Regions from separate parts of the Homo sapiens genome. Here region 1 is linked to region 2. A link is a loop called in an ENCODE intact Hi-C map of the cell type or tissue named here. Cell type or tissue: PC-9. All regions are shown on one strand. Each heading gives the region's core, and the rest is flanking DNA. Links, peaks and the distances in the headings are about the cores only. Region 1 holds the start of CRLF1 (cytokine receptor like factor 1). Region 2 overlaps CRTC1 (CREB regulated transcription coactivator 1).

Region 1 (10,366 bases), core at 1-8,000, 160 kb before region 2:
ACCAGGCCCCCACCTTGGAGTGGAAGGAGGGCAGACAGGACAGTCTCAGCCCTGTGCTGAGAAATGCCAGCACAGTTGGTGTGACAACTGCAAGGGCTCTTGAGAGGCTGGTGACTCGATCTCCGGGTTCTTTTTCTTTTTTCGAGGCAAAGTCTCGCTCTGTCCCCCAGGCTGGAGTGCAATGGTGCCATCTCAGCTCACTGCAACTTCCGCCTCCTGGGTTCAAGCAATTCTCCTGTCTCAGCCTCCCAAGTAGCTGGGATTACAGGTGCCTGTCAGCACGCCTGGCTAAGTATTGTATTTTTAGTAGAGATGGGGTTTCGCCATGTAGGCCAGCCTGGCCTCGAACTCCTGGCTTCAAGTGATCCACCCACCTCAGCCTCCCAAAGTGCTGGGCTTACAGACATGAGCCACCTTGCCCGACCGGGTCTCCAGGTTCTCATTCCCACCTGAAAGACCTGCATAGCCATGCCAGTGTGCCCACAGCTCATCCCCAGGCCAGAAGGCCCACAATTCATGCCTCACTCCAGAGGGAGATGCCGCTCCCAAGAGCTACCCCTGGGGTGTCCTGGGTGCCAACTTACGGCCAACATAGAGGCAGGAGCCAGCCAGGATGCTGCCGTCACGGGCGTGGCACACGAGGTTGTCCCCCGACCGCTGCCTGGACCCATTGAGGTTGGCCAGGGCCAGAGCCAAGGTGGAGGCGTTGAGTACACGGGAGAGCTCAGGGGGCAGGCGGCGCCCGTTGAGGGTCCAGTAGAGGCCCTCGGCGGTGGCTCCTGGTGGGTCTCCGTGCACTGAGCAGGTGGCCAGCAGGGAGGAGCCGATGAGAAGCGTGGGATCCTGGGGACTGATCACAGCTGTGTCTGGGGTCAAAGAGGAACACGTGTCAGGCCAGGGCGGGGACCCTCCAAGCCCCCAACCATGCCAGGACCTCCAGGGTTCATGGTGGTCCTGAAAAGACGCTGTTAATGATTGTCCCCCATTTTACAGATAGGGAAGGTAGAGATCAGTTGGGTTAAATGCCCAGGGCAACACTGGTGGCCAAACTGACAGACCTGGAGTTGTCCAGGTCTGTCTGACTCCAACACTGGATCCTTCCAAAACTCTTCATCACTGACATGCTTAAGGTTCTCTGAGGGGTCACACAACTCGGGCATAGAGGCTCATTCGGATCCAAGTGACTCTTGCTTAGCACATCGTTATGACAAACACTATGCTTTGCTTTTTTTTTTTGAGACGGAGTCTCGCTCTGTCGCCCAGGCTGGAGTGCAGTGGCACGATCTCGGCTCACTGCAACCTCCGCCTCCCGGGTCCAAGCAATTCTTCTGCCTCAGCCTCCCGAGTAGCTGGGACTTCAGGTGTGCACCACCATGCCTGACTAACTTTTGTATTTTTTTTTTTTTGAGACGCAGTCTTGCTCTGTCGCCCAGGCTGGAGTGCAGTGGCACGATCTCGGCTCACTGCAAGCTCCGCCTCCCGGGATCATGCCATTCTCCTGCCTCAGCCTCCCAAGTAGCTAGGACTACGCGCCCGCCACCACGCCTGGCTAATTTTTTGTATTTTTAGTAGAGACGGGGTTTCAGCATGTTAGCCAGGATGGTCTCGATCTCCTGACCTCATGATCCATCCGTATGGGCCTCCCAAAGTGCTGGGATTACAGGCGTGAGCCACTGCGCCTGGCCAAGTTTTGTATTTTTAGTAGAGACGGGGTTTCACCATATTGGCCAGGCTGGTCTTGAACTCCTGACCTCGTGATCCACCTCCCTCGGCCTCTCAAAGTGCTGGGATTACAGGAGTGAGCCAATACACCCAGGCATGCTTTGCTTTTTATTTTTTTAGCGACAGGGTCTCACTCTGTTGGCCAGGCTGGAGTGCAGTGGCACGATCATAGCTCACTGCAGCCTCGATCTCCTGGGTTCAAGTGATCCTCCCTCATCTCAGCTCCCAAGTAGCTGGGACTACAGGTGTGCACCACCACACCTGGCTGATTTTTAAATATTTTTTTAGAGATGAGGTCTCGCTAGTTTGCTCAGGCCGGTCTTGAACTCCTGGCCTCAAGCGATCCTCCCACCTTGGCCTCCCAAAGTCCTGGGATCACAGGCATGAGCTTCGGTGCCTAGCCTTCTTTATTTTTCATTCTCATTTTGTTTTTCTTTTTTGGCAACTAGAAACAAAAGATTGTGGGTTCTTCCTGTGATGCTCCCAGAGCCTCACACATAGTAGGTGTTTCTGTGGGGGAAGGGCACTGCTTAAAATGAAAGCCCTGACCCTTACTTGAATCATTAAGAGCACCATGTTTTTTTTTTTTTTGAGACGGAGTTTTGCTCTTGTTGCCCAGGCTGGAGTGCAATGGCACGATCTCGGCTCACCGCAATCTCCGCCTCCCAGGTTCAAGTGATTCTCCTGCGTCAGCCTCCCGAGTAGCTGGGATTACAGGCACACATCACCGTGCCCGGCTAATTTTTGTATTTTTAGTAGAGATGTGGTTTCACCGTGCTGGTCAGGCTGGTTTCGAACTCCTGACCTTGTGATCCGCCTGCCTCAGCCTCCCAAAGTGCTGGGATTACAGGGGTGAACCACCGCGCCCAGCCTGTATTTTTAGTAGAGTCCAAGAATCGCCATGTTGGCCAGGCTGGTCTCGAACTCCTGACATCAAGTGATCCACTCGCCTCAGCCTCCCGAAGTGCTGGGATGACAGGCGTGAGTCATTGCGCCTGGCCTAACAGCACCATTTATTGAGCACTTGTTGTGTTCTGAATACTGGGCTAAGACTACCTACATTTTCTCGGCCAATCCTGCTTATATGTTAAAGATGAAAAAACTCCGGCTCTGAAAGATGGAGTTTCCTTGCTGGAATGAGGGAAGGCCATACTAGTTAGGCCCAGATTTTCTGGTCTCCAAAGTTCTGTTCCACACTGCCTACCTCTGGAACTAAAGGCAGCCCTGGCAAACTGCACGTCCCCAACTCCCATCCAAAGGGACTTGACATCATCGCTGTTTCCCTCCACTCAGTTTTCCTCATCTGCAAAGTGAGAACGAGAAAGCTCTTTGTCTCCTGGGGTATTGTGAAAGTCAGAGGGGAAAGGACTTCCTGAACCAGGTTGTGTGTGAGTCAGGTACTAGGCACAGGAAACTTGGGGACGCCCATGGGTGGTTGATGCCTCTCTCTCCTGCTGGCCATCAGGGCAGCCCAGGAGTTCCCCTTCTGGAGACCAGAACCTTGTCCATAGGGAAACCAAGGCCCAGAGGAGGAGGGGGTGCACAGGCCAACCTCCCAATGCCTCTCTGAGTCTCAGTTTCCCCATCTGGAAAGTGGACATCATGGCGTCAATGTCATGGGGTTGGCTGGGTGCGGTGGCTCATGCCTGTAATCCCAGCACTTTGAGAGGCTGAGGTGGGAGGATCACGTGAGGTCAAGAGTTTGAGACAGCCTGGGCAACATGGTGAAACCCTGTCTCTACCAAAAATACAAAAATTAGCCAGGTGGGGAGGGGGTGGTGGCCCCATGCCTGTGGTCTTAGCTACTTGGGAGGCTGAGGCAGGAGGATCGCTGGAGCCCGGGAAGTTGAGGCTGCAGTGAGCCATGACTGCACCACTGCACTCCAGCCTGGGTGACAGTGAGACCCTGTCTCAAAAAAGAAATAAAAAATTTAGATTTAAATTTATAAAAACCAACAAAACAAACCTCATGAGGTTGTTTGAGAGGAGTGAAAATATTGTTGGAGACAATATTTTCCCATGAGATCTTTAAACCAAGTTGACCTGGACTCGAATGCCCCCAGCCTGACTCAGTGTTCTACTTTTTTTTTTTTTTGAGACAGAGTCTCACTCTGTCACCCAGGCTGGAGTGCAGTGGCACAATCTCGGCTCACCATAACCTCCACACCCAGCTAATTTTTGTATTTTTAGGAGAGACGGAGTTTCGCCATGTTGGCCAGGCTGGTCTCGAACTCTTGACCTCCAGTGATCCACCCGCCTTGGCCTCCCAAAGTGCTGGGATGACAGGCGTGAGCCACTGCACCCGGCCTCAGTGTTTTACTTCTTTGAGCCTCTGGAAAGGGGCTTCTCGTTCCACACAGAGTGGTTGTAAAGACTCATCCACGCCTTTGTTCGTTCACGCGTTCATCTATTCATTCACAGGGTACCTATAGTGTGTCCGGATCTGTGGGCACTGGGGTGATGCCCAAGACACACAAAAGTCCTGCCCTTGTGGGCATCAAATCCAAGGAAGCAGCAGGAAAAAGGAATAAATAAATATCTAAGACAATAACTAGGGGAGAAAGTAAAGCAGGGGCTGGAGGAAGACAGAGCAGCGGCAGAAGCTTGGGAGGCCTGTCTGGGGAGGTGACCTTTGAGCAGAGACCTGAATAAAGTAAGAGAAGTAGCTGTGACATTATCTAACAGAGCATGTCCAGGCAGTGGGAGCTGCAAGTGCCAAGGTCCTGGGGCAGAAGCGGTGGGAAATGAGGTTTGAGAGGTCAGAGACCCTGACCTGCAGGGAGGAGGGATTCCAGGGTTCTCAGCCGGGGAGGGAGGGATGCGGTGAGATATGCGTTAAAAGGACTCCCCAGGCGGCTGGAAGAAGGGACTGCAGGAGGCAGGGGCAGCCCAGCTTCGCAGAGATGGCAGCCAAGGACAGGGTGATCCTGGCCCCCAGGGAGGCCCCCTGAATGCCAGCGCTGCCCTGCACTTGCCCTCACTGCCCCAGATGGGCGAGGTGGGGTGGACACGGTTCTTGGGCCGGCCCTGATGATTTTCCGGGGCAAACTTGGCTCGAGGGCTCTGTCTCGCTGGAGCCTGGAATCGCAGTTGCGCTTGGGGCTTGGCCCAGGGCTCGCCGGAGGTCTCCGCGTCCGTGCGAAGGAGCCGGCTGAGCGGGCCAGAGCCGAGGAGGCGGGGGCGGCCGAGGGGGGCGGGGGGCTGGGGGCCAGGGGACCGCCCTGGAGGTCCCAGGCAGCCAGCCGCCCGCTAATTCGGAATTCCTTTTGCATGAACTCGGGTGTGCCAGCGTCTCTGCCCCGGCCCACCCACCGCTTCCTGCCTGGGCCCCCCCAACAGAGTGGGAGGCACGGCCAGGCCTGCCCAGACCCCAGGCCCCTCTCAGCCCTTCTAGAGTGGGTCTCACTCCTCCTGCCCCCACCACCCGCCAGCTTGGCCTGGGCAGGAAGGGGCTCTCTGGGGGGTCCTGGCTGGGGGGCGCTGCCCCTCTGCCACACCCGCCTGGCCTGGGCCGGCGTGGCTCACTTGCCAGCAGCTGCAGCTGCCCTCCCGGGGCTGGGCGGGGGACACCGGGCGGCGACGGGTTGTAGGGGGAAGGCAAGGCCAGGCGGGCCTGGACAGACCAATCTCCCACCCCCTTAGCCCCAGCCGGTAAGGTCAGAAGGACACTTTCTCCTCCCGGGATATGGGCGCAACACCAGTGGGAGAACCTGGCCAATTGACTTCCCCTCTCCAGTTCTCAATTTTCTCCTCCATAAAATGGGAGGAGAAATACGTTCTACTTGCTGGGGAGATCAATGAGATGTGATTGCAATCCAATGTCCAGAGGGCTCAGAAGCCTGAAGCCCCCAGGAGCTGCAAAGATGACAGCCCCTCCCAGCTCTGGGGTCCCGGCTGACTAGGCACTCCCTCCAGGCCTCCACAAACAATGGGCTAAGGCGCTGGGGACAGAGATGCACGCACTCCAGGCCAGGCAGGGGAGCAGCTGGGAACAGCCCACTGAGCCGGAGTTGGTGGGGGCTTGGCTTGGTTTGGAGGGCCTCCTAGGGCTCCCCAAAGCAGATCCCTAGGTTGGGCTTTTGAACAGCTCCCTTTTCACTCCCTGCCTCCCCTCCTTTCCCGCAGAGCTGGGGCCTTTAAAAGTTTTTTCTCTCCTCTTTTCCCAATCTGGAGCCACTGCCGTTATTAAAAAGGAACACCATGTGTTTTAAAAGGGAAAAGTGTGAGATTCTCTGCAAGCAGGGCGGAAGGGTGGCCTCCATCCCAGGGTCCCCACGGGGGTCCCCATCTCCCGTCCCGCTGGTACCTGCAGACACTTTACGACCCACCCGCCTGCTGGTCAGGTGCTAAGACACACCGTAAGTAGAAACATATTGCCGAGGTGTGAGAATCTTTTATTTAATTTCTTCCCCCCTTAAAGGAAAAAACACACTTACAGTGCCCCCCCACCCCCTACACCTTCGCCTGCTGCTCTACTGGCTGAAAACAAAGCTTGGCGCTCACAGTGGCACTCACAGGCGCTGCCCACCGCCTGGCAGAGCCGTCAGGGGCCCTGGGAGGGCCCGAGGTAGCCCCTCACCTGAAAGCCAGGGGAGAGCCAGGCTTTCAGCAAGTGCCCCTAGAAGATGCCCGGACCCTGCCCCTTCCCGGAGGAGCCCTACAGGCAGCCCGCAAACAGCCCAGCACAGGGTGGATGAGCCTGGGAGCAGTGTGTGCCCGGCGACCCCCGGGGTGGCCCGTGCGCCTGGATGGGGTGCGTGGAGTGACTGAACATCTGGGGCGAGTGGTGCCTGCCTCTGTGCCCCTGGGTCGCCTCCCCTGTGGGATGTGTGTGACCGTGAATGTGTGTGTCGGGGATGGAATGTGTGTGCGTCCGCGATGGTGCGCGAATGTGCACCTGGGATGCAGTGTGCGCGAGTTTGAGGGCGAGGGTGACGGGCCACAAGCCAGTGTGATTCTTTGTGTGTCTCTGGGTGTGTCCCAGAGCGGGTCTGCATACGGAGACGTATCCTTGCGGGGGTGTTCCTTGGATGGGGGGCCCCAGAGTGCCTGAGGCCAGAAGTCCCTCCAGGGCAGGGGTCTTGGCCCGTAGGGCAGCGGGTTCCCAGTGGGCCCCCTCAAAGTTTGGGCCCGCTGGTGCCCGGACTCACTGGCTCCCGCTCCCTCTCCCTCTCACCCACTCGCTCACAAAGATTCCTCTCGCTGGAGGCTCTCCGCCCGACGCAGCCTGGCTGAAAACGGTTCTAAGCGCCGCCGGTGGCGGGGACTCCGCGGACCCCCGTGCGCCGGGTCCCGCAGGGGGAGGGCGGTGGCGCCGGCCCGTGGAGACACAAGTCCCCCGGGACCCCGGGCTGCGCGCCAGGCGGCCAGAGCGGCCCCCCTGCAGCCCCGCCCTCCCCGTGGGGCTCATCCCTCCGCCTGGGGGGGCCCGCTGGGGGCCCGCACCCAGCGCGCCAACCGCGTGCGCCCCCGCCTGGGAGCGGTGCCCTGCAGTCCCAGGGGCCCAGAGTCCACCGAAGCAGACGCGTGCGCCCGCCACGTCCTGGCATGCAGAGGGTCTCAGGCCGCGATCCCCCCAGCCCCCGGGGGCCTGGCCTGGCGCCCTCGGCCCAGCTGCCCAGGTAACAGGGCCTCGGGCGCGGAAGCAGGACTCTCTGGACAGTGGACTGCGGCGCCGTGTGCCCCGCAGGTGAGGGCGCCCCGAGGGCTGCGCCGGGGGCGCCTTCCTTTGTTCCCCGGCCGTCCAGGTGGCGCCCGCGCCCCCTCCCCCCGCGGCTGCCCCCGGGGCGCCCGCCCTCTGCTCTGGCAGGGGGGAAGGAGTGGGGCGCCGGGTACTCACGGGCTCCTGATCCGGCTCGCGGCGCCCCGAGGACGCAGAGCAGCAGCAGCAGGGGCAGCAACGGCGGCGGCCGCCGCGCGGATTGGGCGGCGGGGCCCCGGCGGCCGGCGGGCATGGGGCCGGCGCTGCCGGGGGCGCGCGGCGGGCTGCGGCTCGGCGGCGGTGGCGCAGGGCGCGGGACGCAGGCCGGGCGCGGGAGGGCGCGGGCCAGGCCGCCCGCACGTCGCTGGGCGCGGACGCGGAGGCCGGAGCAAGTCTGAGCAGCCGAATTGACAAGGCGCTAATGCGCCGCTGGCCCCGCCCGGCCCCGCCCCCGGCCCGGCCCGGCCCCGGGGGGGCGGCGGGCCCCGCACCGGCCTCCCCGCCGCCCGCCCGCCCGCGGGCACCGCGCGCCCCGCCCGTCCCGCCTCCGCCCCACCGAGAACCGCGCGCGCCCTATCCCGCGGCCCAAAGCCCCCTAACTCAACCCCTACCGGCCCAGGACCTCCCTCTCCAACCCTGCCAGCTCCAGGCTTCCCACCCCCAGTCTGGGACCCGGCACCCCCAATCCCGTTTCCATAACCCTGCCCACTTCCCTGCACCCTCCTCTCAGCCCAGTGCCTCTTCAGTGGCCCCTTTGGTCCCCAACCCTGCCCCACTCCTCCATTCCCCCTTCCACGGCCCAATCTTCTGTCTCGGCCCCCACCCCAGCTCTGGCCCCGCCCCCCCCACCGAGCGGTCCTTGAGTCCCGCCTACCCCCATCTCCAGCCCCTCAGCCTTCCCAGGGGCCTAAAAGTCACCCCCAGCCCCACGCCCTCGGCGCGCGGGTTCCAGCCCTCCCACCTCATCCTGCCTCTTTTCGATTCTCCGCGAGTAGCCTCGGCCCCAGGCTTTGCTGGAAGAAAGGAGAAAAAGCAGGAAGGCACGGAGTCCCTCGCCTTCGCCCTGGCTGCGCTGTCCCCTTCGCGCGCGGGATGGGTTTGAGGTTGCTCTGGGCGCCCCGGGGGCCTCGGGAGGGAGCTCCTGCGTGGGCAGACGGGGAGATGTAGTCCCCTGTGGGAGCCGGGACCCAGGCCTGCGCGGGAACTGGGTCCCGCACCGCAGTAAGAGGGATTCCCAGGAGGAGAGCGGTAAGAAGCTCTTTCCCCGGGACCTATTCACACCCCGCCACGGAAAAATCCACTCAGCGGCCCGCGGGTGGGGTGCGCCACGCGGTGAGTAATCGCTTCGGCGGCCACCGCCCGCCGACTCCAGGTAACGCCGGCTGCCCGGAGCGACGCATAGTTTGTCTTCCTTCTTTTGCGCAAAGAGCCTTCTCCGTGTTATTATTTTTGGCCATTGCTCGAGTTTCGGGACCCCTCCCGGTCCGGGCGTCTCATCTCCCTCCTCCCGGTCCCCACCCGATGCGGGCGCCCAGGAATAAAGGGTTCCTGGCCTCCAAGGCTGCTGCGGATGGGGGTGCCTGAAATGAGAGTTGGGGGGTGCAATTACCCACTTTTGGTCGCAGCCCCGCCCCCAGCTGCAGCGCCCAGGGAAGGGAACGGCTCCAAGTCCCCTTTTCCAGGAGTCCCTTAGAGGCCTGGATTCTCTCTCCTGGTCCCCAACCAGCCAAGGGGGTAAAAGTGTCTGAGGGGGGCTCAGGAGCCCCCATTTGTCTGCCCAAGACTGAAGCCCCACCCTCTCCTACTTAAATCTCCAGTTCAGACTCCAGACTGTCAAAAAACAAGATTGGGGGATGGGAGCCTATAGGGGCCCAGGGCGCCCCTGCTCCATCTGAATTCTGGATGGAGAAGACAGACAAGGAGAGACGCTGCCATTTACTTCGGGAAACCAGGCCTTTTGTGCCTCAGTTTCTTCCTCTGCACAGTGGGCACCACCCAGTCTAGGAGCTTCTGTGGGAAGACGCAGGGCAGCAGAAGTCTCTACAATCCAAGCCCTTAGCACAGCACTGGAGGATATCCTGGAGCAGAGGTGACCCCCAGCCCTGCTTGTCCCCTCTGAAACATGGAGCCATAGTCCCACCTGCCAGGGGACCCAGAGGGTTAAGTGGAGGTGGCAGTCCTTGGCTGGAATTGAGTTTTTAGGATACTCACCACTACTCCCCCATGGCTCCTGTCTGCAGATGCTCTCTGTGTGGATAGAGACGCCTCACTCCCTCCTGGGAGGACTTCAGGCTTCTGGAGCAAAACCTTGATTTTTTCCTCCCTCCATTTCTGCTTCTCTTCCAGTCATTTTGGTTTTGGGAAAGGGCTCTCCCATCCATCCAGGTGCTCAGGCCAGAGACCTGGAAGCGCACGTGACAACTCTCTCCTTTGCTCATCCCTCATGTCCAATTCATCAGCAAATCCTGTTGGCTCTGATTCTAAAACACATCTCCATTCTGAGATGCTGACCCCTTTTTCCCACCCCATTCAGATCCAGGCCCCACGGTCTCCCTCAGGGATGCTTCCCGGCCTCCTCCAGGGCCTCCCTGATAACCCTTCTGCCTTTCTCGGCACACCAGGCAGAGGGAGCTTTTAAAAGAAGAAAAAGCAGATCTTTGTCCTGCCACCCTCTCGCCATCCTCTCCCCTCCTCTTCTTCCCTCTCCTCTTCCCCCTCCTCTCCCTCATTCCGCCCCAGCCACTGGAGCCCTGTTTCCCAAAACATACCAGGCTTGTTACTATAGAAGGGCCTCTGCGTGTTGGCTGTTCCCTCTGCTGGAATGCTGTTCCCCACATCTTCCCCAGTTGGCCCTTTCTCTTCCATCACTTCACAGGATTAGTGCCACCTCCTCAGAGAGGCCCTCCACCCTTCCCCCAGCACTCTCCCTCTCCTTCACTTTGT
Region 2 (10,930 bases), core at 932-8,931:
CGGGAGGCGGAGCTTGCAGTGAGCTGAGATCGTGCCACTGCACTCCAGCCTGAGAGACAGAGTGAGACTCCGTCTCTAAAAAAAAAAAAAAAGAAAGAAAAAAAAGGCAGAGGAGCCCTTCCCGAGACCCTGAACTTCAAAGGCTCTGTGGGCCACAGTCCAAGAGGAGCCTATTGTGGGCCCTTTCCATACACCATGTCCATGTCCCGAAAGTGTCCTGACAGTGCTCCTCAGCCAAGCAGAAAAACCAGTGTCATGCTGAGGGCTACCCAAGCCCTAGTCAGTGGGGGATGAGTGTGGCTGCCCACATAGCAGAGGGACGTCTCGGGACTCTCAGGAAGTAGCAGACCCTGAGGGTCCCCGGGGAAGTCACATGTCTAGGTCTCTGCTGCAAAGCTGGTCAGCCCCAAGACAGGGGCAGTGACCTCTGAACTGAGTTTAGGGCATCAGGTCCAAGCTTCCTGGGTCTCCCCTGACTCAGTTCTTCCCTCCTTTGGGCCTTGGGCTTGATTCACTCCCTGGAGACTGGTGGCTGCTCACAAACTTGCCTGGTGGGCACTGGACAGAGGCAACTCCTGCCCCCGGAACCCCTGCCACCATGATCTGGGAACAGCATGGATGGTTGGGGACAGCTCTAGGGACACTTAGCCTCGGGTACCAGGGCTTAGGGCGGCCAGCTTAGCAGAGGCCCCTCTACTGTGCTGGCTGCTGACTGCTGTGGTACAGCGTTGGGAGTGTCAAGAGGCGCTTTACACAAAATTTAAAAAGCAGCCGGGCGCAGTGCAGTGACGCGTGCCTATGGTCCCAGCCACTCGGGAGGCTGAGGCGGGAAGATCATGAGCTCAGGAGGTTGAGGCTGCGGCGAGCTGTGATCACACCACTGCACTCTAGCCTGGGTGACAAAGTGAGATCCTGTCTCTATGAAATAGAATAAAAATTTAAAAAGATCCACATGCCATGTTCTCCCCAGACTCCTCTGAAAAGAGACTGCCCACTGAGGGCAGGAGCAGGGGGAGGGGACCCATAGGGAGACCCTCTCTGTGCAACTCTTGGCTTCGCGCTGGGCATGTCTGGGGCCCGCCCCTCCACCCTGGGGCGGTGCCCCTGTCCTCCATCTGTGGGGCTCTGCGGCCCCAGCAAGCTTGGTTCTCATGATGCATCTCTGGGCTTTGTGGGAAGATCAGCCGTTTCAAGGAGGCCCAGTGCCCAGGAGGAGGGCCCCACAGGGTGTGCCCCAGGGCTCAGGCTCTCCTGTCTTCTCTTTCAGACGGGGTCCAGGCCCAAGTCCTGTGAGGTCCCCGGAATCAAGTAAGTCTCCACAGGGCCCACCCCGCACACTGCATCTGCTGCGCTGCTCCGTCCACCCTGGGGCATTCTGTCCACTCTCTTGAGGTTGCAAGTCCCTGCAAGAGGGACACTGTGTGACCAGAGGCCAGTGACAGAGCCCCCACATGCCCACCCCTCAGGCACCTCATTCCCAGGGATGATGCCCTCTCCTGGGTTCAGGGAGGTTGCTGCCCCCAGGCCCCCCACCGTCCTCACCGGGTGATAGGCTGCTTTCCAAGGTCTCAGCCTGGTGCCAGCCAACAGTGGTTTCCCAAGCACACGGCACCTGATGGGGGGTGGCCTTTTGCACCCGCTGATTTTCTCCCGCCAGCCCCCTGTCCCCGCCGCCAGCCCCGCCCCATGAGCTCACCTCCTGCCTGCCTCTGGCCTTTTCCCAGCATCTTCCCGTCTGCCGACCAGGAAAACACTACAGCCCTGATCCCCGCCACCCACAACACAGGGGGGTCCCTGCCCGACCTGACCAACATCCACTTCCCCTCCCCGCTCCCGACCCCGCTGGACCCCGAGGAGCCCACCTTCCCTGCACTGAGCAGCTCCAGCAGCACCGGCAACCTCGCGGCCAACCTGACGCACCTGGGCATCGGTGGCGCCGGCCAGGGTAAGGCAGGGACACTCCGCCCTCGGACAGAGCACTGGCTTGTGGAGACAACACGGGCATCTGCAGGATGACTTGGCAGAGTCCCGTTCCAAATACTAGGGCATGGGGGACAGGGCTGGGGGGCGGCCGACAGGCTGACCCAGCGGGCACAGGCATCCCAGGTAGGGGTGGGGCCTGGGTACAGGCCTGGTGGAAAGGAGTGCCTGGTGCCCCCAGACACCAGACAGTGGGTTTGAGGGTGTGTGATGGTGCTTTGGGGAGTCCAGGAGGGAAGCCCTGGGAGTTTTAACGCAGCTGGGGTGGGCCAGGCCTTCCCTCCGCCCCTCCTCGACCCCAGCCCCTCATTGGGGGGCGGGACCAGGCCTGACCTGCTTCCTCCACCCGACATCTGACAGTGACCACCTACTTGTCACATCCCAGCACCACCACCCCCACCCGTCTCCAGCTCCACACTCCTTTCTTCCTCAGCCACATCCACAGGGACGTCGCACAGGCCCCTCGCCCGTCCCAATAGCTCCTGGCGCTGCTGCCGCCCTGCTCCCCCGGGACCCCCCTCCTGTGGCTGCACTGATTGCAGAGGTGTCCCCCAACTCCTCTGTCCTTTCCCAGACATGGACCTGACCCATTGTCAGCGTGTCCTGTCGGTTCCGCCCTCAGGACCTGGCCTGACCTGGCTCCTCTCCCCAGGCCCCCAGCCCCCTCCCCACCTAGAACAGCCACCAGCCATGGCTTCCTCCACTTGGGACCTCGCACGGCCCCCAGCTCCCTCTCAGTGAAAGCCTGAGGCCTCCAGGGTCTGGGATGTCCACCCTGGCCCACCCTCCACCCTCTGAACTTAGCCCCAGTCCCACCTCAGGGCCTCTGCACATGTAGTCCTTCCTCTCCAGGAGGCTGCAGGCCTCCCTCCCTCCCCTGCCCTGCCCTGCCCTGGTCAGAGCTAGTCCCCTTGGCAAGGCCGTCCCGGCCCTGGCCTCTACTGCCGCGTTGCTTTCCTGCACCCCTGCCCTGGCCCACGTTGCTGCTCCGTCCTTAGCTGTTGCCTGCGTCCCCATTGGCTGTGCAGTGTGTGACCTGCATCCCGGGGGTGGCAGGCACCTGGCTTCCAAGGAGGAGAAATGGCGTGGCCCCAACTAGTCCTGGGGGGTGGGACAGGCTGGAGGGGCTGTGGGGGATGCACTGGGGGTGGGGGTGACAGACGCCACCTTGCTGTGCTCTGTCTTGCCCCAGAGCTGGAGAATGAACCGGCCCCGGCCCACTCCACCAGCCCATCCTGCCTCTGCCCCAGGCTTGGAAGGCAGCACCAGGCAGGGCTTTCTATGAGATAGTCACATGCTTACATTTGTAACTGGCGGAGTCCCCCTGGCTGCCCTGGAAGAAGGAGCTTTTGGGAGGGGCGGCCACTGGAGCAGGACAGCACCCCAATTGGGGGCTCTGCCTGGAGACTCCAGGGTGAAATTGGCCAGCCTGGGAGCTGGGTTGATGCAGGGAGTGAAGGAGAGGGAGGAGCCTGGAGGCGTTCCTGGCTTTGGTGCCAGCAGGGCCAGGGGCAGGCAAGGGGCGTGGAGGGTGGCGTGAATGTTCCTGGGTTTTTTGGAGGAGGGCATGGGGACTAGAATAGTGAAGAGGGAACAGGGCCCCAGCCCGAGCGCATTGAGGCTGCATTCTGACTCCCACACCTGGGCCCTGGGCCCTGGGCCCGCGGGGCTCTGCCACTGGACAGAGGGCACCAGAGAAGGCCCAGAAAACACAGCCGATTCGGAGGAGCCCTCTTCATTGTCTCCAGATAGACAGGGCCAGGCAGGCGGCATCCACACGCACCTGCGCAGAACCAGAAAGCTGAAGGTCAGCGCTGGGGCTGCAGGTACCCCTGCCCCGCATAGAAGCCACCATCTCCCAGCCCCTGCTTTTCCCCTCACATCTCTTCACGGCCACCAGAGCACATGGCCCCCTTCCCGCTGGAGGGTCCTTGGCAGGTCCCCAGCGCCCGCCCGGGAGCTGCGCACCTCCAGCAGGCACCCAGTCTAAACAAGCACAAGGAAACACACAACATACGTGGAAGCTGGAGCCGGCGCTGGCCAGAGCGGCCCGGTAATGCCTGACATGTGTTGGGTTGTTTGTGAACCTGCCGCCCAAGCAGCTCGCCTGGCAGGGGCTTTGCTTTCTGGACGCCTTTTAAATCAAGCCGAGCTGCCGGCCCCTGGCACACACGAAGGTGGCCCCCTCCCTCCTCGCAAGCCCACCCGCCAGTCAGAACGTGAGCTCCCTCAGGAAGGAAGACAGAGGCCTTCGCGGCCGAGGAGACAGTACCCCGCTTGGCTCCATCTACATTTCCCATATCCCTGGCTGCTTTCCAGAGTGCAGGAGGAGGGCAGGCCCTGGCTCCTCCTTCCTGGCCCAGCTTTGAGGCCGGGCGGGCCCTGACACCTGGCCCGCCCTCCCCTGGCAGCTCTCCCTGCCCGCTCCAGACTTCCCCTCCAGCTGGCTCTGTGCCTGTTCCCAAAGGTGAGCCAGGTTGCCAAAAGGAATTCAACAGCAAGGCTCCCGTCCGCCCTCCTGGGCCAACTGGCCTCTCCAGGGGTGGCCGAGAGCTCACTTTGCAGCCAGTGGAAGATTAAAAACTCCCTTGTATTCAGGGCAGACATTAGAGACTGGCAGCCCAAGGGCCAAATCCAGCCCATGGTATGTTTCGTGTGGGCCCACAGTTGTGCATCTGTAATACAGCCACACGCCACATCTTGACGTTTCTGACAACAGCAAACCACATAATCGGCAGTGGCCCCATCAGAGTATAATGCTGTGTCTTACTGCTCCTTTTCTAGGCTTAGACACACAAGTCCTTACCATTGTGCTACAGTTGCCTACTGTTTTTAATTTTTTTTTTCTTTTTTTTGAGACAAAGTCTCACTCTGTCACCCAGGCTGGAGTGCAGTGGTGTGATCTCGGCTCACTGCAACCTTCGCCTCCCAGTCCCAAGCGATTCTCCTACGTCAACCTCCCGAGTAGCTGGGAGTACAGGCGCCCACCACCACGCCTGGCTAATTTTTGTATTTTTAGTAGATACGGGGTTTCACCACATTGGCCAGGCCAATCTCAAACTCCTGCCCTCAGGTGATCCGCCTGCCTCAGCCTCCCAAAGTGCTGGGATTACAGGCGTGAGCCACTGTGCCTGGCCGACGGTATTCAGGACGGTCACCCTGTACAGGTTTGTAGCCTGGGAACAAGGGCCCTACCGTCTGGCCGAGGTGTGCAGAGGCTCTGCCATCCAGGTTTGTGTAAGTTGCCCTGTGATCCTCATGCACAGCCATGAAATCGCCGGACAACGCGTTTTTTCAGAAGTCACCCCCATTGTTAAGTGATGCTTGACTGTACTTAGAATCAACATTGAAAAACCAGGGGAATGCCCGTAGAACACCAGATTTCTGGCTGCTCTTGAAGAATCAGACAGCCCAGTGGCCATGGCCGATGTCTTGCACCTCGAGACGGGCCACAGTGCTCTGGTTTGCCTCAGGCCCCACCCGCCCCTGTCGTCCCACATCCATACCCTCACACGCTCCTGACGTTTGCCCCTACTTTGTACCGAGCCCGACCTCTGCTTCTGACCTGGGCACTGAGCATCTCTCGGCCTGCTGGACGCACGAAGTGGCGGACACTCAGGAGAAGATGAGGGAGTGGCCCAGGGTCGTGACTCTGAGTGTGCTCTGAGCAGGCTTCCCCCACATCCTCCCGTCCAGGCCTCTGTTGATGCCTCCCTGGACGCCAGGGCCTGCAAAGGGCGCTTGCTGCCTGGGGAGCAGTCAACAGCACCAGGCTTCCTCCCACAGTGCGCAGCCAAGCAGAGCTGCCAGGGCATCCGAGGGGAAGTGCAGGCGTGACCGAGCTCGCCCCGGTGAGCAGCTGCCCTGGGCACGGACAAGGCTGTCATCTCCCCTCGGCGCTTGTCGGGTGTGTTCCCATGGGCCCACGCACCCGCCGTCTCATCTGCCGGAACAAGGTTAATCTGGTGCCCAGATCTCCTGGGGTGAGTCAGGCGGCTTCACCCCCGCCTTGACTGCAGGCCAGATGCTCTTCAGAGACTGCTCCTGACCTCACCAGGGCCTCACTTTGAACCGGAGAGGGCGGCTGTTATCGTCGCCATCTCACCAACCAGGGAACCAAGTCTCCAGAGTGGATGGGGGTCAGGCCAGGCTCGCAGGGGTCCTCCTGCCATCGAGGGGCCTGTTGCCTGCCTGGCATGGTGCCCACAATAACCCAGCCAGCCCCAGCTACTGCCATGTTGAACTTGACCTCACCCAGCTTCATCACTGCAGCAGAATCCAAGGATTGGGTTGCTCAGTGCAAGGGCCTTCGGGGCCGGGGTGAGGGAAGGGGTGATGAGGCGGCTCCTGGCAGGACCTCCAGCAGGAATGATGTGTCAGACCCCAGGGCAGAGAGGGGGAAGGATGTTAAGGAGTGACATTCTTTAGTTCAGACAGCCTGATGGGTGGCACTGCAGCTTGGGGAATGCACCAGGTCTGGGGAGGAGGAAGTGGCTGTGGGACATAGGGGATAGCAGGTGCTCAGGTCTGGGGGCCAAGAGAAGCAGCTGCAGGAATGGGCACATTCACTGAAGGAGGGCAAGATCCACGAGGTGGTGGGCAAAACCACAGCATTGGGCAGGGCCTGCTGGCTTGAAGCTAACCACAACCCAAGCCATTTTCAGCCAAAAAAAACCATTTATTGTCTCCTGAAAGTGGGAAGCAGGCTCAGATGCTGCCTCTCCCCTGCAGCCCTTCAGCTGGCTCCTCACCTCGCCACAGGATGCCCCACACACGGCTTCAGACAGCCCTTCCTGGAATTCCATCCAAAGCCCCTGGGAAGGCTCTCATTGGGCCAGCCTGGTTACATGCCCATCTGGGGGCCAATCTTATGCTCCAGAGATGGGGATGTGCTGGTTGGCTGGCTGTGAGACACCCCCTTCCTGGAAGGAAGGAGAACAGACTCTGCAGGACTGTGGGACCCTCGGGTCAGGAATCAGGGCCTTCGGGGGGTGCCCAGGTTTGGCAGTTGGGACATGTCCATGGGCTTCTGTCTGAGCAGTTGAGCTATTCCCATGCAGTGTGACTGTGGGTGTGTAAGCAGCCCTTTCTCAGTGATCAGTCTCACACCTGCTCTCCCTCCCTCCTACTTCCTCTCTAGGAATGAGCACACCTGGCTCCTCTCCACAGCACCGCCCAGCTGGCGTCAGCCCCCTGTCCCTGAGCACAGAGGCAAGGCGTCAGCAGGCATCGCCCACCCTGTCCCCGCTGTCACCCATCACTCAGGTGCGAGGGCAAGGTGGGGGGCAGGTGGGAGGGGGAAAGGGAAAGGTGGAGGCCTGGCTCTACCTCTTAGAAGGCCTCCTGTTCCTTCCAGGAGGCCACAAAACCTTGAGAATGCTCCCAACACTTTTAGTTTTTATTATCAAATTTTCAAGCCGGGTGCCGTAGCTCATGCCTGTAATCCCAGCACTTTGGGAGGCTGAGGCGGGTGGATCAGTTGAGGTCAGGAGTTCGAGACCAGCCTGGCCAACATGGTGAAACCTCGTCTCTACAAAAAATACAAAAATTAGCTGGGCATGGTGGTGTGCGCCTGTGGTCCCAGCTACTAGGGAGGCTAAGATGAGAGGATCACTTGAGCCCAGGGGGTGGAGGCTGCAGTGAGCCATGATCACACCACTGCACTCTACCCTGGGAGACAGAGTGAGACTCTGTTTCAAAAAAAAAGAAAAAACTCAAGAGGTTAGCTTTTGATTTTTCAATTTGCTGTATTTGCTTGTCTACTTTTTTGGGTAGTTTGTATGTGTCTAGGAATTTGTCCATTTCGTCTTTGCTATCCAACTTGATGGCAGAAAATTTTTCATAATACTCTTTTGTAATCCTTTTTTTTTTTTTTTAAGACGAAGTTTTGCTCTGTAGCCCAGGCTGGAGTGCAGTGGCATGATCTCGGCTCACGGCAACCTTGCTTCCTGGGTTCAAGCCATTCACCTGCCTCAGCCTTCCAAGTAGCTGGGACTACAGGCATGTGCTACCATGCCTGGCTAATTTTTTTTTTTTTTTTTTTTTTGGTATTTTTAGTAGAGATGGGGTTTCACCATGCTGGCCAGGCTGGTCTCGAACTCCTGACTTCAAGTGATCTGCCTCCTTTGGCCTCCAAAAGTGCTGGGATTACAGATGTGAGCCACCGCGCCTGACCGTAATCCCTTTTTTAAAAAAATTTTTGAGACAGAGTCTCGCTCTGTCACCCAGGGTGGAGTGCAGTGGCGTGATCTTGGTTCATTGCAACTCTGCCTCCCAATTTCAAGCAATTCTTGTGCCTCAGCCACCTGAGTAGCTGGGATTACAGGTGACCGCCACCACGCCTGGCTAATTAAAAAAAATAATAATAGAGATGGGGTTTTGCCATGTTGGCCAGGCTGGTCTCGAACTCCTGGCCTCAGGCAATCTGCCCACCTCGGCCTCCCAAAGTGCTGGGACTATAGGCGTGAGCCACCACACCCAGCCTTGTAATCCTTTTTATTTACGTAAAGTTGGTAGCAAAGTTCCCATTTTCATTTTCTGATTTTAGTAATTTGAATCTTCCCTCTTTTTTACCTAATCAATGCAGCTTCATAGAATGAGTTAGGAATGTTCACTTCTCTTCTATTTTTTGGAAGTATTTTTAATTCCTCTTTAAAAGTTTGGTAAAATTAGGCGGGTGTAATGGTAAATTCCTGTAGTCCCAGGTTTGGTAAAATTCACCAGTGCAGCCACCTGTGTCTTAGCTCAAATGTGTTGGGAAGTTTCCAATCTCATCTCCTTCTTATAAGGCTATTCAGGTTTTCTGTTTTTTCTTGAGTCAGTTTTGGTCATTTGTGCATTTCTAGAAATTTATCCATTTTGTCTTTTTAAAAACAAAACAAAAAAACCCTAACAGAGAACTTTGACATTTTTAAAATTTTTTTATTTTTTAATTTTAATTTAATTTTTTTTTTGAGACAGAGTCTCACTCTGTCGCCCAGGCTGGAGTGCAGTGGCGTGCTCTTGGCTCTCCTGCAGCCTCTGCCTCCCAGGTTCAAGCGATTTTCGTGCTAGCCTCCCAAGTAGCTGGGATTACAGGCATGTGCCTACCATGCCCAGCTGAGTTTTGTATTTTTAGTAGAGACAGAGTTTCGTCTTGTTGACCAGGCTGGTCTCAAACTCCCAACCTCAAGTGATCACCCTGTCTCAGCTTTCCGAAGTGCTGGGATTGCAGGTGTGAGCCACCGCGCCCGTCACTTGTTTGTTTTTAATGTAACCACAGTGGCATTGTCCACCTACAACGAAGTTAATGGTAGTTCCTTGGTACCTGGCAATGCCCGGCCCGGACTCCATTTCTCCCCGCCCCTCGGCCCCCATGTCTCCTGTCTGCTTACAAAGGTGTCTTATTCAGATCAAGATCCAGACAGAGCTGTGGGCGCTGGCTCCTGGCAGCTGTGTCTTCAGCCACTTTGTGAGCTAGGCTGTCTTAATCTGACACCTGCCCCTTCCCTCTATCTGGAAACTCCTTTCTCTTCACAAATGACCCACTGGTCCTCAGAGGCCGGGCATCCTGCTAAGTGGTTTTTGTTCCATAGCTCCTGGGCACGCTCAGCCTTTCTTAGAGGGCAGGGACCCCACCTTTCCCAAGGACTGTCAGCTTGGTAGCCCCTGGCTGTGAGTTTCCACACAGACAGTGAACGTCACACACTTCCCTCTTATTGATTTTCCTCTTTCCAGCTCTGCGAAGGCCTGAGCCAGCCCTTGGTGAGGGGCCATGCTGGTATCTCCAGCAACCCCAGCCTCTCCAGCATCCCCAGAGTGGGCAAGGCTTTGGGCGGGGGGGTTTGGGAAGGCAAGGCCAGTGGATCACTTGAGGTTTCCCCGCAGCACCCACAGGGGCTGGGAGCTGGCTGCTCACTGAGCCACCAGGGATGGCCATCCTGGGCTTGCCCTGCAGCTGGTGGACTGGCCTGAGCTGCACGGCATGTAGTGCGGGTGCAGGCACAACAAGCTGGAGGAGGTCAGGTCCTGCCCAGCTCCAGCTGACCCCCTTGGGGCCCTGCGTGAGGCCCACCCTCTCTAGCCTGGGCTCCCTCATCGTGAGGAGCACCCAGCCCAGGGGCTGCCTGTGATCACAGGGCCCTTCCACCTCGCCTGCTGAGCATGCCAGGCTATGGGGGCCCGAGGGGGCCAGGCGCTGACAACCAGGGCCCGCCCTGCCTGACGCTCTCCTCTCCTGCAGGCTGTAGCCATGGACGCCCTGTCTCTGGAGCAGCAGCTGCCCTACGCCTTCTTCACCCAGGCGGGCTCCCAGCAGCCACCGCCGCAGCCCCAGCCCCCGCCGCCTCCTCCACCCGCGTCCCAGCAGCCACCACCCCCGCCACCCCCACAGGCGCCCGTCCGCCTGCCCCCTGGTGGCCCCCTGTTGCCCAGCGCCAGCCTGACTCGTGGGCCACAGCCGCCCCCGCTTGCAGTCACGGTACCGTCCTCTCTCCCCCAGTCCCCCCCAGAGAACCCTGGCCAGCCATCGATGGGGATCGACATCGCCTCGGTAAGCCCAGGGTGGGGTCCCTCGGGGCCTGACTGGGGGTCTTGTAGAGGACAGCCCGGGGGCTGCAGAACAGTCGGGTTACCTGCTGCATGGGCCAGGGGTCAGAACCCCAGCGAACGCTGCCTGGGCCCACCTCTCCACGGGGCTACCCCTTGGAATCAAACTGAGACTGTCACTCCCTGTAGAGATGGAGAAACTGAGGCACGAGCAGGTGGCTGGCCCCAGATTCCACCCAAGGTGGGCCACCCCATGTTTAACTGCCGAGCACCCCTTCTTGGCCTCTCTGGCCCCTCCCACCTGAAGCCAGGCTTCCTAGGAGGCAAGAAGAGTACGGCGTTCTCAGGGCCAGGGCGCAGGCCGGGGGCCGGGGATGACGTGAGCTTATCAGAGAAGGAAAGACGAGGCCAGTCCAAGAGGCGG

Evidence for each region. A loop is a pair of places that touch in the nucleus more often than their neighbours do. Peaks named below come from ENCODE experiments on the same cell type or tissue, not always from the same donor. Only the 100,000 strongest peaks of a DNase experiment are listed, where the experiment ranks them.
Region 1: it touches region 2 in a loop (3-fold over the local background); 5 of 110 quality-filtered maps call a loop at or near these places.

The regions. Positions count from the first base shown.
Region 1 is chr19:18,598,981-18,609,346 of GRCh38, forward strand. It overlaps CRLF1 (cytokine receptor like factor 1), which reads right to left and starts at 7,819. Exons shown (of 9, transcript NM_004750.5): 1 at 7,562-7,819; 2 at 585-866. The coding sequence starts at 7,676. RefSeq lists an enhancer at 6,941-7,859. In PC-9, for the core only: no CTCF peak of the experiment used is centred there; a DNase peak (open chromatin) is centred at 3,061; H3K4me3 peaks cover 31 bases; H3K27me3 peaks cover 1,816 bases.
Region 2 is chr19:18,758,284-18,769,213 of GRCh38, forward strand. CRTC1 (CREB regulated transcription coactivator 1) reads left to right here. Exons shown (of 14, transcript NM_015321.3): 7 at 1,268-1,308; 8 at 1,725-1,945; 9 at 7,121-7,245; 10 at 10,202-10,510. Among named protein-coding and RNA genes, the nearest start is that of COMP, 28 kb to the right of the region's middle. RefSeq lists enhancers at 9,444-10,321, 10,322-10,930. In PC-9, for the core only: no CTCF peak of the experiment used is centred there; DNase peaks (open chromatin) are centred at 4,418, 5,968 and 6,358; H3K27ac peaks cover 1,532 bases.